Regions from separate parts of the Mus musculus genome. Here region 2 is linked to region 1. The links are chromatin loops, found by intact Hi-C in ENCODE. Cell type or tissue: left cerebral cortex. All regions are shown on one strand.

Evidence for each region. Hi-C counts contacts between places; a loop is a spot of excess contacts. Peaks named below come from ENCODE experiments on the same cell type or tissue, not always from the same donor. Only the 100,000 strongest peaks of a DNase experiment are listed, where the experiment ranks them.
Region 2: it touches region 1 in a loop (2.9-fold over the local background); 13 of 42 quality-filtered maps call a loop at or near these places.

What each region holds. Positions count from the first base shown.
Region 1 is chr3:94,992,644-95,000,643 of GRCm38, forward strand. It overlaps Pi4kb (phosphatidylinositol 4-kinase beta), which reads left to right. Exons shown (of 11, transcript NM_175356.3): 3 at 323-550; 4 at 1,518-1,745; 5 at 3,192-3,301; 6 at 3,937-4,041; 7 at 4,209-4,332; 8 at 6,205-6,470. It also overlaps a transcript of Zfp687 not described here. Among named protein-coding and RNA genes, the nearest start is that of Mir7013, 7.5 kb to the right of the region's middle. In left cerebral cortex, a CTCF peak has its summit at 4,537; a DNase peak (open chromatin) is centred at 4,521.
Region 2 is chr3:94,874,932-94,882,931 of GRCm38, forward strand. It overlaps Pogz (pogo transposable element with ZNF domain), which reads left to right. Exons shown (of 19, transcript NM_172683.4): 12 at 169-315; 13 at 1,705-1,839; 14 at 1,983-2,152; 15 at 2,305-2,445; 16 at 3,000-3,056; 17 at 3,225-3,337; 18 at 3,591-3,615; 19 at 3,730-8,000. The coding sequence ends at 5,401. Among named protein-coding and RNA genes, the nearest start is that of Psmb4, 8.0 kb to the right of the region's middle. In left cerebral cortex, no CTCF peak of the experiment used is centred here; DNase peaks (open chromatin) are centred at 4,087, 4,473, 4,652, 4,975 and 1 more place; H3K27ac peaks cover 591 bases.

The sequences.
Region 1 (8,000 bases):
GAGGTCCTGGATGGCTTTTTGAGACCTTGTCCTCTTGCCTGAACTAAAAGGTTTTTGAGAACTCAAGTCCAAGCAAAGGGTTCAGTCCCAGTAAGCTGAGTTCAGGTCATCTTGAGTCCCCAGGAAGCCTTCAGAAAGGGGATGTGTTCTTCCCAATTCAAGCTAAGAAAAGTAGGATAGAAACTCCTATCATGGCCAAAGGTAGCTCCTTTCCTGTGGTTCTTTATATACTAGAGGCCCTAGCCAGAAGGAAATAAGAGGGATAATCCACTTTTTTCAATGTTTCCTTTACCATCTTTGGTTTAATCTTAACCCTCTGTAGCCTGTCCGGCTGGCCCCTGAGCGAGAATTCATCAAGTCTTTGATGGCAATCGGCAAACGGCTGGCCACGCTCCCCACTAAAGAGCAAAAAACACAAAGGCTGATCTCAGAGCTTTCCCTGCTCAACCATAAGCTCCCTGCCCGAGTCTGGCTGCCCACGGCTGGCTTTGACCACCACGTGGTCCGTGTGCCCCACACACAAGCTGTTGTTCTCAATTCCAAGGATAAGGTAAGTGGCTCTCACCCAGACCCTTCCCCTCACCTGACTGCATTTTCATGATTGCTCAGGCATTGTTCCTTACTGGTATGTTAGAGACCTTTTTAGTTTATGGTGCATGTGCTAAGAGTGACTCATTGCTCTTGTGATGCTGAGAACCCAAGGACCCTCCTGCCCAACTTCTTGAGTCTTGGTTTTTTTTTTTTTTGGTTTTTCGAGACAGGGTTTCTCTGTGTAGCCCTGGCTGTCCTGGAACTCACTCTGTAGACCAGGCTGGCCTCGAACTCAGAGGCCTGCCTCTGCCTCCTGAGTGCTGGGATTAAAGGCGTGGGCCACCACGCCCGGCTTGAGTCTTGTTTTTATGGACCAAAGTAGCCTAATAATTTCAGTTTACCTTGTGCTAAATTGAGGGCAAGTGGCTTTTCACATACTCCTTACCCTCCTTTTGGTAGGCCCTCCAGCCTTTCTCTAACTTTTAGCCTATCCAGGCATAACCACCATATATGAAAGAAAAAAGTTTATAAGACTTTTTGATCAGAGAGGGCAGAAAGGAAAGAAATACTCCCAATTCTTACTATGTTGTCTGTGTACTGGAGTGATGTGATTGTCCTCATGGTTCATATTCTCTCAGAGGAAGTATTGAAAAAGAGGATTTTCCTTGACATACATCTCACTTTATCCAGTTTGTGTGTCTGCTTTCCTGGGCCCTGACCTTAGCATGAACCCACAGAGCTTCTAGGCCTCTCTGTAAGACTGTCATTGATAGTGGGAACAGTTTTTCCCAGTTGCACCTGTGCCTTCTGAAGCCCTGATGATAAGCTCAGAGGCATGTACACCCTTTACCCAGATGGAATACAAGCTCCTACCTGTGCATGTTTTCCATGGTCATAGTGGACTGCTGATGAAGGTTGGAACAGAGAGAACTGTCAGTAGAACTTAGATAGGGAGGTAGTGGCAAATGCTCTCTCTTCTCACCCAGGCTCCCTACCTGATCTACGTGGAAGTTCTCGAATGTGAAAACTTTGACACAACTAGTGTTCCTGCCCGGATTCCTGAAAACCGAATTCGGAGTACACGGTCTGTAGAGAACCTGCCTGAATGTGGTATCACTCATGAGCAGCGAGCTGGCAGCTTCAGCACTGTGCCCAATTATGACAATGATGATGAAGCCTGGTCAGTGGATGATATAGGCGAGCTGCAAGTGGAGGTGAGGGATCTCCAAGGAGATAATCCTAGGGGCACAGCCCCTGTTCTCTAGGAGCTTTTAATACATGTGAACTAACACACCTGTTAACAGAGCGAGGCACAAATTTGCATGAATATTGTACATAGTAAGGGGTATGAGAAGGAAAAGCTCTGAGTAGCTGGTTGGAATAGGTTCAAGCTCCTCTTACAGCAGGAGTTCAGGTTGAATGTAAGGAGGACCTAGGGGAAACTAATAAAATATTCAAGGAACACCTGCTATATAAAGTTGATTGAGGACAGTAGAGACTGACAAGCCACACATTCATATATTTAGTCAAATATATAAAGGGCTGGAGACATGACCCAGGGTTAAGAGCACTGGCTGCTCTTAACAGAGAACTGTGTTCCTTTCCCAGCACCTCTGCAGTAGCTCACCACTGTCAGAAACTCCAGTTTCAGGGTACTGAGTACTATATGCTAATGAATGAGACTTGGCTTATACTTGTAAGAGTTTATGTGCTAACAGAATCAGACCAGACAGCTGACAGTTCTAGTCTGGTGTAATCTGCGCTGTAACAGGGAGCATGAGACATTCTGGAAGTGCCTAAAGGTGGAGAGAGTGCTTACTCCACACTCAGCATCAGAATCAAAAGATTTCCTGGAGGAAGTGATATTTCTGCTGAGGCTGGAAGCATGGTTTAATTAGCAGAACAAAGAACATTCAGACCATTCAGACTGAGGAAGAGAAAATGCAACATGGCCATGATAGGAATGAAAAAAAACTAATATGTGCTGATGCGTAGTGTGAGGTGATGAGTGAGTGAGGCTAGAGAGGCTGGCATGGCCCCGACAAGCAGTGCACTCACTCAGCCCTGTTAGCTATGAAAATAAACTCAAGCCGCACTGTGGGGCTGGAAGAAGAAAAATGAAGATACACGAGTTACTGTGTATTAGATGGCAGGTATAATTGAGAGTACTTTGTAAAAGGAAGGACAGAGACTTCTTGGGGCCTGGCAGAATATTTTATAGATAAGAGTGAGGAGATTAGGTGGAGATTTAGCCAGAAGAAATTGTCTGGGTATGGTGATCCACCTGTAGTCCCTGCACTGACATGGAGGCTGGGAAAGGAGGAGTTTGAGACCATTCTTAGAGAGTGTTGGGAATATTCTAGAAAGTTCACAAAAATGCAGCTTCTAGATTTCATTCCCAGTAGTTCTAATTTGGGCTGATGGTCAGAACTGAGAATCTGCACTTCCTATGCTTTTCCATGAATTCTATGAGTTCACACTTTGAGAACACTGCTGTGGGATCTATGGCTCAAGGCCTCAGTGATATGGAACCATGGTGGCTTTGGGAGAAGGCTGGAGTGGAGTGGTAGGCCACCATGCCATAGGTAGTTAGTTAGTGGCAAGTGAGCAGAGATCAAGAGGGAGATCTGTGTTTAGCATTTCTGACCTGCTCTTCCCAGCTCCCTGAAGTGCACACCAACAGCTGTGACAACATCTCCCAGTTCTCGGTGGACAGCATCACCAGCCAGGAGAGCAAGGAGCCTGTGTTCATTGCAGCAGGGGACATCCGGTATGGCCCAATCACCTCGTCCTTCATCTCCATCTTCTTCGTTCTGCCTCTTTGTCCTGTGTCTGGTTACCAGCTGTCAGCTTTATGTCCCTCTCCTTTATCTCCTTATTCTGTCCTTGCTCAGTACTTGAGGCCCTGAAGGTGCAGCTGAGACATTGCTTGAGCTACTACAAAAAGAAATGACATTTTAAGAGAGTTCCAAAAAGAAGAAAATGCCCCAAAGGGCATTTGAGTTTGTCCAAGTTGCACTTGACTAGCATGTGAAAGACCATGGGTTCAGTTCTCGGCATCACAAAAAAGAAAAGCAAAACCAGTCATCAAAGTGAGACCCCCAAGTGGAATCCTTCCTTTGAAGGCAGAGAGGAAATCTTGTTATACATGCAGATTCTGGAGTCATACCCATTCTGAATCAATATTGGAATAGAGGAATGAAGAATACAAGGCTCTCTGCATTTTAACATGATCACAAACTACCAAGTTAGCAAAACTGTACCATTGATTATCCTTGCTTCTCTGGCTTTCCCAGCCAAGAATCTGCCAGGAATCTAGGAACTGTGGCAAGGGAAAGTGGGCAAAGCATGCATGCAGCTCTGAGATAACTCTTCCAAGTAAATTGTGTATTTTCTTCCTGCTAGACGGCGCCTTTCAGAACAGCTGGCTCATACTCCTACAGCCTTCAAACGAGACCCTGAAGACCCTTCTGCAGTTGCCCTCAAAGAGCCCTGGCAGGAGAAAGTGCGGTGAGGAGGGTAGAGGGTAGACAGTGGTCTCAGTACCTCCCTCATATTCCAAGGTATCTTCAGGTGCTCACCTCTTCCATTGCCCTTCTACATCTAAACACTCATCAGGCTTCCTCTGTGGTCTGAGTCCTTACCCTGGCATCATCCTGTGACTTTTTTCTTCACAGGAGGATCAGAGAAGGTTCCCCGTATGGCCATCTTCCCAATTGGCGACTCCTTTCAGTCATTGTCAAGTGTGGAGATGACCTTCGCCAGGAGCTGCTGGCTTTCCAGGTGTTGAAACAACTGCAGGTAAAGAAATGGAAGCACAGAGCAGCAAAGAAAAAAAAAACGAAACACACAGAGAAAGGGGTGTTGAAAGGAAAGGCTCAGTGCAACTCCAGGGAGCTCTGCTGGGCACCTGCTTCCTACCCAGGTCTGAATGGGAAGATGAAAATGAAACTGGTTTGCCTTTCTCCAGAGAAGAACAGCTCTATGGGGACCTCTGTTGGTTGTTTCTGGAACTGCATCTGCCCTGTTCTCATCACTGGATGTCATTTTTTGATGGGTGTGATTTCAGTTAGGATTTTGTAATTCAGGCTGGCCTTGAATCAGTTATGGTCAAAGATGGGCTTGTACCCTTGATCGCCCTGCCTTCACCTCCCAAGGCTAGGATGATGTGCATGTACCATGCACCGCCGCACTTTGGATTTTTCCTTTAAATCAGAACCTCCCAAATGATCTGGGATGGATGGATTTACACTGTGCTCAAGTATTTTGGTTTAGTTTTGTATTTTGAAAAACATTTACTTTCATTTATGTGTATGGATGGTTTCCTAGCATGCTTGTCTGCACAGCAAATGTGTACAGTGTCCATGGAGGGCAGAACAGAGTATCAGATCCTCCTGGAACTGGAGTTAGTTGTAAGAAGCCTGATAGGTGCTAGGAACTGAACCCAAATTCCCATCAAGAGCAGGAGTTACTCTTAGCCCCTGAGCCATTTCTCCAGCCCTTGCTTTGGGACAGGGTCACTATAGTTCAGGTTTACCTGGAACTCATTAAGCAGTCTAGGCTGGCCTTGAATTCATGATAATGAATTCATGCATCAGTGTGAATACTAGAATTACAGATGTGCATCAATGTACCTGGCTATACTATGTTGAGACATTGATCACCTGGGTTGGTGACCTCAAAGAGGCTTCACCTATTCAATCCAATTCTCTATAATATTTGTAGGTTTTTTGAGGGATAGAGGTAGCTTGAACTAACTTTCTCTTGATTTTGGTTTTGATTGTTTTTAGAAAGGATCTCACTTGTAGCCAAATGGAACTTGCTTGTACCCTCTCCACCCTCAGCCAGTGTCACTACTATTCTTGTGTTCATTACTGCTGCCTCAGCTTCCCAAATACTAGGATTATAAGCAGTACTTTCATTTTGGTTTTGTTTGTTTTAAATATTGATTTATATATATGTGTACACTGTCACTGTCTTTCAGACAGACAAGAAGAGGGCATCAGATCCTATTACAGATGGTTGTGAGCCACCATGTGGTTGCTGGGAATTGGACCTTTGGAAGAGCAGTCAGTACTCTTAGCCTCTGAGCCATCTCTCTAGCCCTTGTTTTGTTTTTAAGACAGGGTCTCATGTAACTCAGGCTGACTTCTGACTCTACTGTAATCAAGGTTGACCTCAAACTTGTGATCCTTCTGCCTCTGCCTTCCAGCTGCTGGGAATATAGGCTTATGCCACCACATCCAATAGTATTTTCATTTTCTAAAGTAGCTTTCTCTGCCCCTAAAATCCCATCTTTTTATTATTCAAACTTATATTAATAGTCCCTACTCTCCCTACTTAGGTGATAAATTTCCTCTCTACCTTTTTCCTACCTCTGTGTAGTTCCTGCCCTTTGCCAGGCCCTGAAATTCCTTTTAAACTTCCTCGTTCTTTTATTTGTGGTTGTGTACACCTACAATCCTAGAACATGTGGAGACAGGGCTCCGGAATTCAAGGTTAGCCTACATGAGTCTGTCTCAAACAGAAAACTTCCAGGTTCTTAATAGGTCAGTAAGTCTTATTTAATGTCCTTCAATCCACGACACTAAGGGAGAGAGGTTGAGAAGAAAATTTTATTCTCTAGTTTGGAGAAAGATGAGCCACTCTCAATACCTTTGTGTCTCTTCACAGTCCATTTGGGAACAGGAGCGAGTGCCTCTTTGGATCAAGCCATATAAGATTCTTGTGATTTCAGCTGACAGTGGCATGATTGAACCAGTAGTCAACGCTGTGTCCATCCACCAGGTGAAGAAACAGTCACAGCTCTCCTTGCTCGATTACTTCCTACAGGAACATGGCAGTTATACCACTGAGGCATTCCTCAGTGCCCAGCGCAATTTTGTGCAAAGCTGTGCTGGCTACTGCTTGGTCTGCTACCTATTGCAAGTCAAGGACAGGTAAGTGACTTGTGCCCTTCATCCTAATCTTTCAGAGGGCTCTTCTCTATCCCTTTACATACAGTTCTTAGCTGGTGAACAACATATTTTTAGAGAAGATTTTGTTTGTGTGACATTAAGCCAAAGAGGAAAACTGTGCTGGACAAATGCTAGAGGAAGTGAGGAAGGAAACTGAGGATTTAGAGGAGTGACCATTTGAGTAAGTAGGGCAGAAAGGATAAAGGAGAATGAGGACAGATGAAGTTGTGAGGCAAAGACAAGGAAATGTTCCATTAGGAACAAAATTTGGATAGCAGGCAGTGACATGAGGCTGAAGAGTCTGGGAGGCAGGGTCTTTCTATGTGACCCTGGCTGTCCTAGACCTTGATATGTAGACCAGGGTGGTTTTGAATTCAGAGAGTTCTTCCTGCCTCTGCCTCCTGAGTGTTGGGATTAAAGGCCTTTGCCACCACACTCAGGGAGAATTTTATTTTGCAGGATAGGAATGATGTGTTCTGGTCTATGCAGATGCCATACGGTGCTGGGGAAGAGGGTTGGTGTGACTGGGTCCTTAGCAAGAAAGCAAGAGATAATAGACCCTGGTAATACTGTCAGTGACCAAAAGCGAAAAAGGAAATGGATGAGGGATTCCGTAGAGATAAGCTTGAAATTCCCAGTCATGCACTCTCATTTCTCCTCACTCCATAATTTCCTAAAATTTGTGTGTGTGTGTGTGTGTTTGGATATTTTCCCTGCATATATATCTGTGCATACCTATTGCCAGTGGAGGCCAGAAAGGGCACTGGATGCTCTAGAACTTGTGTTACAGGAAAGCTGGCGTTAGTTATAGACCTCAGCAATTTCAGTTCAGAAACTGGTATGTAAATAAAACCACCAAAAAAGAAAATGTTTAGAAGCTGGGCGTGGTGGCGCACGCCTTTAATCCCAGCACTCGGGAGGCAGAGGCAGGCGGATTTCTGAGTTCGAGGCCAGCCTGGTCTACAAAGTGAGTTCCAGGACAGAAACCCTGTCTCGAAAAACCAAAAAAAAAAAAAAAAATGTTTGGAAGATGAAATTCTGTTCCTTTGGCAAGGCAGAGAGCTGATAACCATTTTTGTATTTTTTTTAAATGTATGAATGTTTTACCAGCATGTATGTCTGTGCACAGCCAGCATAAAGTGCCCAGTAGAGCCAGAGATCATCGGATCCCTTTAGAGTAGAGTTACAGATAGTTGTTAGCCACTGTGTGGATGCTGGGAATTGAACCCAGGTCCTCTTTCTCTAGAAGAATAATCAGTGCTCTTAACCACTGAACCATTTCTCCAGCCCCTGATAAACTCACTATTCCTAATAACTTAATAGATTTGAATTGGTGATGTAGGTCAAGTTTGAAGAGTGCTTTGCTTTAGAATGCACCGTGTTCTGAATTTGATCCCCGTTACCACATAAACAGGCATGACAGCCTGTAGGCTCTCACTGGGTGGTAGCTGCAGGGAGTTCCAGATCATCCTAGCTATGTGGGGAATTTGAGGCCTGGACCACATGAGCTTC
Region 2 (8,000 bases), 120 kb before region 1:
GTTCCCAGACATCACAGCTAAGCTTACCATCCACATAGATCTCCAGTGCGAATCCAAGACAGTAACACCTGTGCATTGAAGAATATTCCTGCATCAATCTTTGTTGTTATCTCTCTTTATGGCTCCAGTTGTTCACCTTGCCCTTATTTTCTTTCTTGCATAACTCAGGTGTGTCAGTATCGCTCCTCCCTCTACTCTGAAGTAGATGTCCATTTTCGGATGATCCATGAAGATACTCGGCATTTGCTTTGCCCGTATTGCCTAAAAGTCTTCAAAAATGGCAATGCCTTCCAGCAACACTACATGAGGCACCAGGTATCAGGCACAAGCAGTCCTGTATTCTTATTTGAGGTTTGGATCCTAGGGACAGGGTTGAGATAGATAAATAATGTTGGTAGAGAAGATAATATTGTGTTAGCAAACATCATTCAGTTCTTGTTTCTTCCTACACACTAGGTTAGATGTTAGAGGTTTAGTGTTAAAGGAAAATACACGCACGCACACACACAAAAATGAGGGCTTTGTTAATAGGGGACGATACAGAGAAGCATCTATCTATTCTGGGAACTGAAGGGACATCCAGAAAGAAGTGCTGTTTCAGGTCTGAAGGATGAATAATGGTGGGGAATAAAATAGGACAGAGCCGGTGTGTAGGGAGGTAAGGGGTGTTCAGAGCAAACGGTAGAGTACAAGGTACATGTTGGAAGCTATGTGCAGATAGATTATGGGTGTTCTCCTAGGCTAGGAAAAGGACTCAAGTTCTGCAGTGATAGGTTTAAGATTTTACACTGCCAGCACTAAGTAAACTAAGTCAAAGCTAGAGCAGAGGGGAAAGATTACCCAAAGGCTTTAATCAGGTAGGCGATATTAGTGGTTGTTGGCTTTTGAAGTAAAGAAAAGAGATGGAGTCAAGACGCATTGCTAAAATTATATATATTTACAATGCAGAGATGGGTTAGGTGAGATAACAAGGGAGTAAGAGTGGCTCCTGAAACAAGCACTGCCTTTGTCAGGCTGCAGACTCAAAAACAGCTGTATATAAAGATGTATTAAGCCCCCTACCCCACATTCCACCTCCTGGAAAAGGGGGGGAAAGCAAGAATACAAAGGGGAGTGCTATGTTTTGTATGTAGTCTTTAAAGGGGTATGGCTGGAAAGTCTTGGTGATCGGGTGCTTGCCTAACATAAGGAAGGCCTCAGCTTTTTGCTTGTATCCCTAACACCACTAGAAAGAAACCAAAGAAAGCTTTGCTCTGTGGTTGTTCATATACATAGCCAGTGAAAAGATGTCTGTGGAAATGAACCAACAACCAGGAATTAAAGGCAGACCTAGCAGGTGGAGGGGACAGAATGAGAGTCCAAGTTGTTCTGTTGTTTACTTGACACCATGTATGTTTCTGTGTGCTTTAAAAATCAAGAAGACTGTCCAGGAATAGATAGCAGTCTGCGGTGCTAAGGTGATCTAGGTGAGCAGGCGTGTGCCACTGACCATGCACTCCAAGGACTGACTGAGAACCTGTGTGTCTTGGCCTTCACTTTGTCAGGGTGTGAGATACCAGTTCTCAGTGATAGGCTTTTTCATCTTGAATGGTTCTTTTCTTATTCTTAGTAAATTCCAAACAGAAAGAAGGAAGAGTGGTGCTGATTTTGATTCAGTAGAAACCTTTAAGCGGTTCTTGTCTGTTTTGCTTTTCTTCACTTTAGAAGAGAAATGTTTATCACTGCAACAAATGCCGGCTGCAGTTTCTCTTTGCCAAGGACAAAATTGAACACAAGCTGCAGCACCATAAAACCTTCCGTAAGCCTAAGCAACTGGAAGGCTTGAAACCAGGCACCAAGGTAAGAGTTTGCCAAGGTTGCTGTCACAGACTCAGGGAGAGTAAGCGTAGGTGGGCACAGAACCCTGAGGTTTCCTGTGAGTGTCTTCTAGAGTCATCCTGTGTGAGTGTCACCTAGCTAACTGTTCTTCCCTTGGTTCTCAGGTGACAATCCGGGCTTCCCGGGGGCAGCCGAGAACTGTTCCTGTGTCTTCAAATGATGCACCTTCTGGCACCTTGCAGGAGGCAGCAGCGCTGACCTCCACTGACCCCCTACCTGTCTTCCTTTATCCCCCTGTCCAGCGCAATATCCAGAAGAGAGCTGTTAGGAAAATGTCAGTGCCTCCTTCTAAATGATAGGCGGGTGGGGACTATCTGGGCAGGGTATTTCCTAATAGCCAAAGAAATCAGATACAATTTTTTTCAGGGTCAAAATCTTACGCTTTTGTGATACCTGAGGGAGTAATGACATTTTTGTTTTTGACAGGAGCGTCATGGGCCGGCAGACATGTCTGGAGTGCAGCTTTGAGATTCCAGATTTTCCTAATCATTTCCCTACCTATGTGCATTGTTCTCTCTGCCGATACAGCACCTGCTGCTCTAGAGCTTATGCCAATCACATGATCAAGTAAGTCATGAGAAACCAGGATTTCTAGCTTGGAGTCCAAAACTTATTTAATCCCCTCCCATTTCTATTTTGTTTTTTTCTTCAACTTTAAAGCTGTGTGTCCATCTCTTCTCGGAAGGTAAAAGAACAAACCATATTGAGTCAGCTCTGTTAGTCTGCTCTACATAATCCCCTAGGGTCTCCCTACTGCAAGTGTAGCCCGAGCATTGGATGGGAGCTTGTTAGAAATGCTAATCCTTTTTTTTTATATTTTTAATTCTCATATATTACATCCCAACAGCAGTTTCCCCTCCCCCTTGTATTTTTCCCCCAGCCTCCCCTCCACCCCATATCCACACTCCCTCCACTTCACCTTAGAAAAGAGCAGGCCTCTCAGTGACATCATTTTTATCTAGGCCTGAATTAAAATGTGAATTGTAATTGATCCTCCAGTTATTTTGTGCTTATATTGAAGTTTGAGAAGCCTGATGGTCAAACTGGTGTGGATTGTGAAGGTATCTCTTTGGCTGGACATTGTCATTGGTTGTAACTCTCTGCTTCTTTGTCTTTCTCAGCAATCATGTTCCACGGAAAAGTCCCAAGTATTTGGCTTTGTTTAAAAATTCTGTAAGGTAATAAAACACTTTTTGGTGCTCTTTTGTTAATAATATCAAGTCTTTTTTTATATAAAGTGGTTATGTGACTTACTCCCATATTAAACCTCAAAGTTTAACTTTGTTTAGTGTTATCGCTGTTTGTATCTAATACACTCTTGGTCCTCTTCTCTCCTCTTCCCACAGTGGAATCAAGCTGGCCTGCACTTCGTGTACCTTTGCTACCTCCGTGGGAGATGCGATGGCCAAGCATTTAGTGTTCAACCCCTCCCACAGATCTAGCAACATCTTACCACGGGGTAAGAGGGGGAAACTGGTACTGCGGGTAAGATGTCATACTGTATGAGCCAGGAGGAGCATCTTCCTCTGGCCTCACCCATTCACTGTTTAGATGCACACTATAGCAGACTATAAGCATTCTAACCTGGGAAGGCTGGCTATAGTAAGAGCCGATTAAGGGGGTAACATGTTGAAATTCCAAGATATGTCTATGGAATGCTTTTCATTTCTCCCCAGTGAGCTAACCATTTCTTCCCAATCTCATTTTCCCAGGGCTCAGTTGGATGTCTCACTTGAGGTAATGCTCATTTCATGGACACTTTGCACAATGTCTGTTCTTTCTGATACTGTGATTTAACTCCTGAAGTGTAACTGACATTTCTGCTCTCTGTTCCCATGCCCATTCCTTTAGGCCTGGCCAGGCTTCTGAACGAGTGTTCGACTGGAGCATGAAGAATACATATCTTCCACCTCCCCTCGTCCCTAACAAAGCTGCCACTGTGAAGCCTGTAGGAGTCACCCCAGCGGAGCCCCAAGAGCTGGCAGGTCCTGTGCTCCAGGCACTTCCATCCCCAGCCTCAACTGCAACCCCACCAGCAACCCCCACTCACCCACAGCCCTCCGCCCTGCCACCCTCGGCCACAGAGGGGACTGAGTGTCTGAATGTCAGTGAACAGGAAGAAGGAAGCCCTGTCACCCAGGATCCTGAGCCAGCATCAGGTGGTGGAGGTGGCAGTGGGGTTGGCAAGAAAGAGCAGCTGTCTGTGAAGAAGCTTCGGGTAGTACTGTTTGCCCTGTGCTGCAACACTGAACAGGCGGCTGAACACTTTCGAAACCCCCAGCGGCGAATCCGTCGTTGGCTTCGACGCTTCCAGGCCTCTCAGGGAGAGAACTTAGAGGGCAAATATCTCAGCTTTGAGGCAGAAGAAAAACTGGCTGAATGGGTGCTGATCCAGAGAGAGCAGCAGCTCCCTGTAAATGAGGAGACCTTGTTTCAGAAGGCCACCAAAATTGGACGCTCTTTGGAAGGGGGGTTTAAGATCTCCTATGAGTGGGCTGTGCGCTTCATGCTTCGGCACCACCTCACTCCCCATGCCCGGCGAGCTGTCGCCCACACGTTACCGAAGCATGTAGCAGAAAATGCTGGACTCTTCATTGAGTTTGTGCAGCGGCAGATTCACAATCAGGACTTACCTTTGTCTATGATTGTGGCTATTGATGAGATCTCTTTGTTCCTGGACACAGAGGTGCTGAGCAGTGATGACCGAAAGGAGAACGCTCTGCAGACAGTGGGCACAGGGGAGCCTTGGTGTGACGTCGTGCTGGCTATCCTAGCAGATGGCACTGTCCTCCCCACCCTTGTTTTCTTCCGAGGACAAGCGAATCGGTTCGCTAATGTGCCAGACTCTATATTACTAGAGGCCAAAGACAGTGGCTACAGCGACGACGAAATCATGGAGCTTTGGTCAACCCGTGTATGGAAGAAGCACACAGCTTGTCAGCACAGCAAAAGCATGTTGGTGATGGACTGTCATCGCACTCACTTGTCAGAAGAAGTACTGGCCCTGCTCAGTGCCTCTAGCACTTTGCCTGCGGTAGTCCCCGCCGGTTGTAGCTCCAAAATCCAGCCACTAGATGTATGCATCAAACGAACTGTTAAGAACTTCCTGCACAAAAAGTGGAAGGAACAGGCTCGGGAAATGGCTGACGCTGCTTGTGATTCTGATGTCTTGCTTCAGCTGGTGTTGGTCTGGCTGGGAGAGGTGCTGGGTGTCATTGGGGACTCCCCAGAGCTAGTTCAGCGGTCCTTCCTTGTGGCTAGTGTTCTGCCAGGTCCCGATGGCAACGTTAACTCACCCACACGCAACGCTGACATGCAGGAGGAGCTCATTGCCTCCCTAGAGGAGCAGCTCAAGCTAAATGGAGAACAGTCTGAGGAGCACTCAGCTTCTGCCCCCCGACCCAGGTCATCTCCTGAAGAGACAGTCGAGCCTGAAAGCCTTCACCAGCTTTTTGAGGGGGAAAGTGAGACGGAGTCTTTCTATGGCTTTGAGGAAGCTGACCTTGATCTGATGGAGATCTAGGTGCTGAGGCTATGGAAGCTATGGAGTCAGGAAGGAAGGTGAGGGAGGTTAGAGGGGCTTAGACAAGATGGGTACCAGTGGGGTACTTGGTTTATAGTTTCAATTTTATGCCACCACTCCCAGCATTGACTCTTCCTGTGAATTTGTGGGTTATTAGGAACGCCGGTAGTGATCAGTTCTGAGCCGAGGAGCTGGCCCATTGGTTACTCCTAAAAACATGTTTTTGTGACCCTTTTTTTCTTCTTTAATTTAAATCACTGTGTTTGCTATTTTTCTGACAAAATCTAGGAAAACAATCCTTTGTGGACAGATATTAAGTTGTTTCATTTCCCCGTTTACCTCAATTGTATCATAGTATTTCTGGGTTTTGTTTGTTTTACTGTGTGGCCAATGTCTTTGGGCATGATACTATCTAATCATTGTTAACATGAGAACTTTGCTGCAGATGGAAAGAAAGAATATGTAGCTGACAAACTGACTATTACATATGTGGATAAGTTTTTTTCATTGTGGTCTTAACACTTTTATATAAAAATGAAAATGAAAAATGAATCCCACTGAACTCTTTCCTTCTGCTCCTTCCCTCCCTCCCCAGAGGTGCTGGCTTCTTCAGCAGCTCTAGATATAAAGTTGTGCTTTAAAACGTGCATGAACCACCTTGAAACATCTAGAATGGATAGATTTTTCTGTCCTCACCACCCTCCACCAAAATATAACAGAAACAATATTTTTTTGCACTTGTAACCCTTGACCCCTTTCCTGATTTTTCACATCATCCTTCACTCTGGACAAAGGAGCACATGTGTCCCTGGCAAGCAGAGGTACTGAGTGAGGTGATGAGTGTTTCAGGTGGAAGCCATTCCTAGTCTCTGTCTTCAACAAGCCCGATGGCGTAGTCCCTTTCCTCTAGAACTTTGTCCTGTTAAGCTCGCTGACGGCACACCTGCTCATCACAGGTTTAACTGGCATGTTAAGTGTTGAACTAGAAAGACAGACTGCTTCAACTCCTGCTTACACGTGGCTTTCCTGTTCCTCTCATATTCAGAGAAACGGATGTGAAAAGCATAGAGGTGTGCACAGAGAAAGACATGAATCTTTATTTTTCACTGCCAACTTCAAGGAAAAATTTTTCTACAGTTTGCATGAGGGATTTTTTTAAGAAAATATGTACTCATGGTGATAAACCAAAATGTACTGTACCATAGAGGAGAGCAAACCTTCCCCACAGCCACACCGTCCTTATCCATCCCGAGGCGTTCAGAGTTTCCTCCTGTGAGCCAAGGAGGCAGCCTGCACAAGCGTGTAAGTGGTTCATCTCTAAAGTGTACATAAGTGGAGCATTTAATAAAACAAGAGGAAATGGATTTATAAACTTTTTCTATGTGTCCCCATTGAATAGGCTTTCATAGACTGGGAGATACTCAAGACATGCCCGCCTGGTGGCACAGGGGTGGCGTCTGTGACCACCAGTGCTTTCCCTGCAGATTTTGTTTTGTCTTTTTAACTCCCAGCACACTATAACATAGTGAACAGGACTGATCCCAGAAGTTTGGCCTGCTCTAAAACCATGGCATTGGAGATCTGAACTGAGGAGCCACCTGGGCTGGTCCCCAGCTTTTTGCGAAATGCCATTTTATTGGTGACGGACTACACTTCAAAGCCAACCTTCTGCCTTTGAGAAAGCTGGAGAACTGTAAATGGTCACTTCAATCTACAGCCTAATCCTCTTTGGTCGTCTCTGCAGCAGCCACAGCCTTAGCAGAGCTGGGTTCCTGGCCTCTGCACATTGACTTTGGATGGGTCATTTTTGGTTGTTTTTTGTTTTTTGTTTTTTTTCTTTTTTTTAAAGATCATGGTAACCGTGAATCAGCTGGGTTTTGGCAAGCAAGTTGTCTTTGTGGACTCTGCCTGCATGGCTTAGTAGTAGAAGGAAGTTTTTTTGGTTTTGTTTTTTTATAATTCAGTTTAATCAATAAACATGTATTTATTGACAATTTTCTGTGTTAAGTATATCAAAGTTCCCAATTGAACACCCAAGATTTTCTTTGCGTGAACTTGTCTGCAGCTGTCTGTGCCTCGCTGGATAGTGTCGTGCAGAAGACCCGTGATTGTCATTTTTAGAAATCAAGGTTCAGTGGGACAGTGGTGGCACACACCTTTAATCCCAGCACTGGAGAGGCAAAGACAGATATATCTCTGAGTTTGAGACTAGCCTGGTTATAATGAGTACCTGGTCAGCCAGAGTTATACTGTTTTGGAAAACACCAAAATACAAAAATAAATTAAATCAGGGTTTAAAACCACCCCAGGGATAGGACATGACTGACTTCCAGCTGAAACAGCTACACTTAGAATTCATTTTTGTTTTTGTGTATTGACTGTTGGCACCTCATACCATTAAATCATGCACAAAGGTCAGGACAACTCTTGAGTCATCTGGGGATTAAACTTGGGCTTTCAGGTGTGTGAATACTGGCACAAGTGTGGGTCTTCAGTCTTCACTCGCCACCGTATCTGAGACTTCTGTTCTTCTGTTTGCTATGCCAAGCTACCTACCTGGCCCTCGAGCTTACAGGGCATCTCCTGCCTCTACATACCA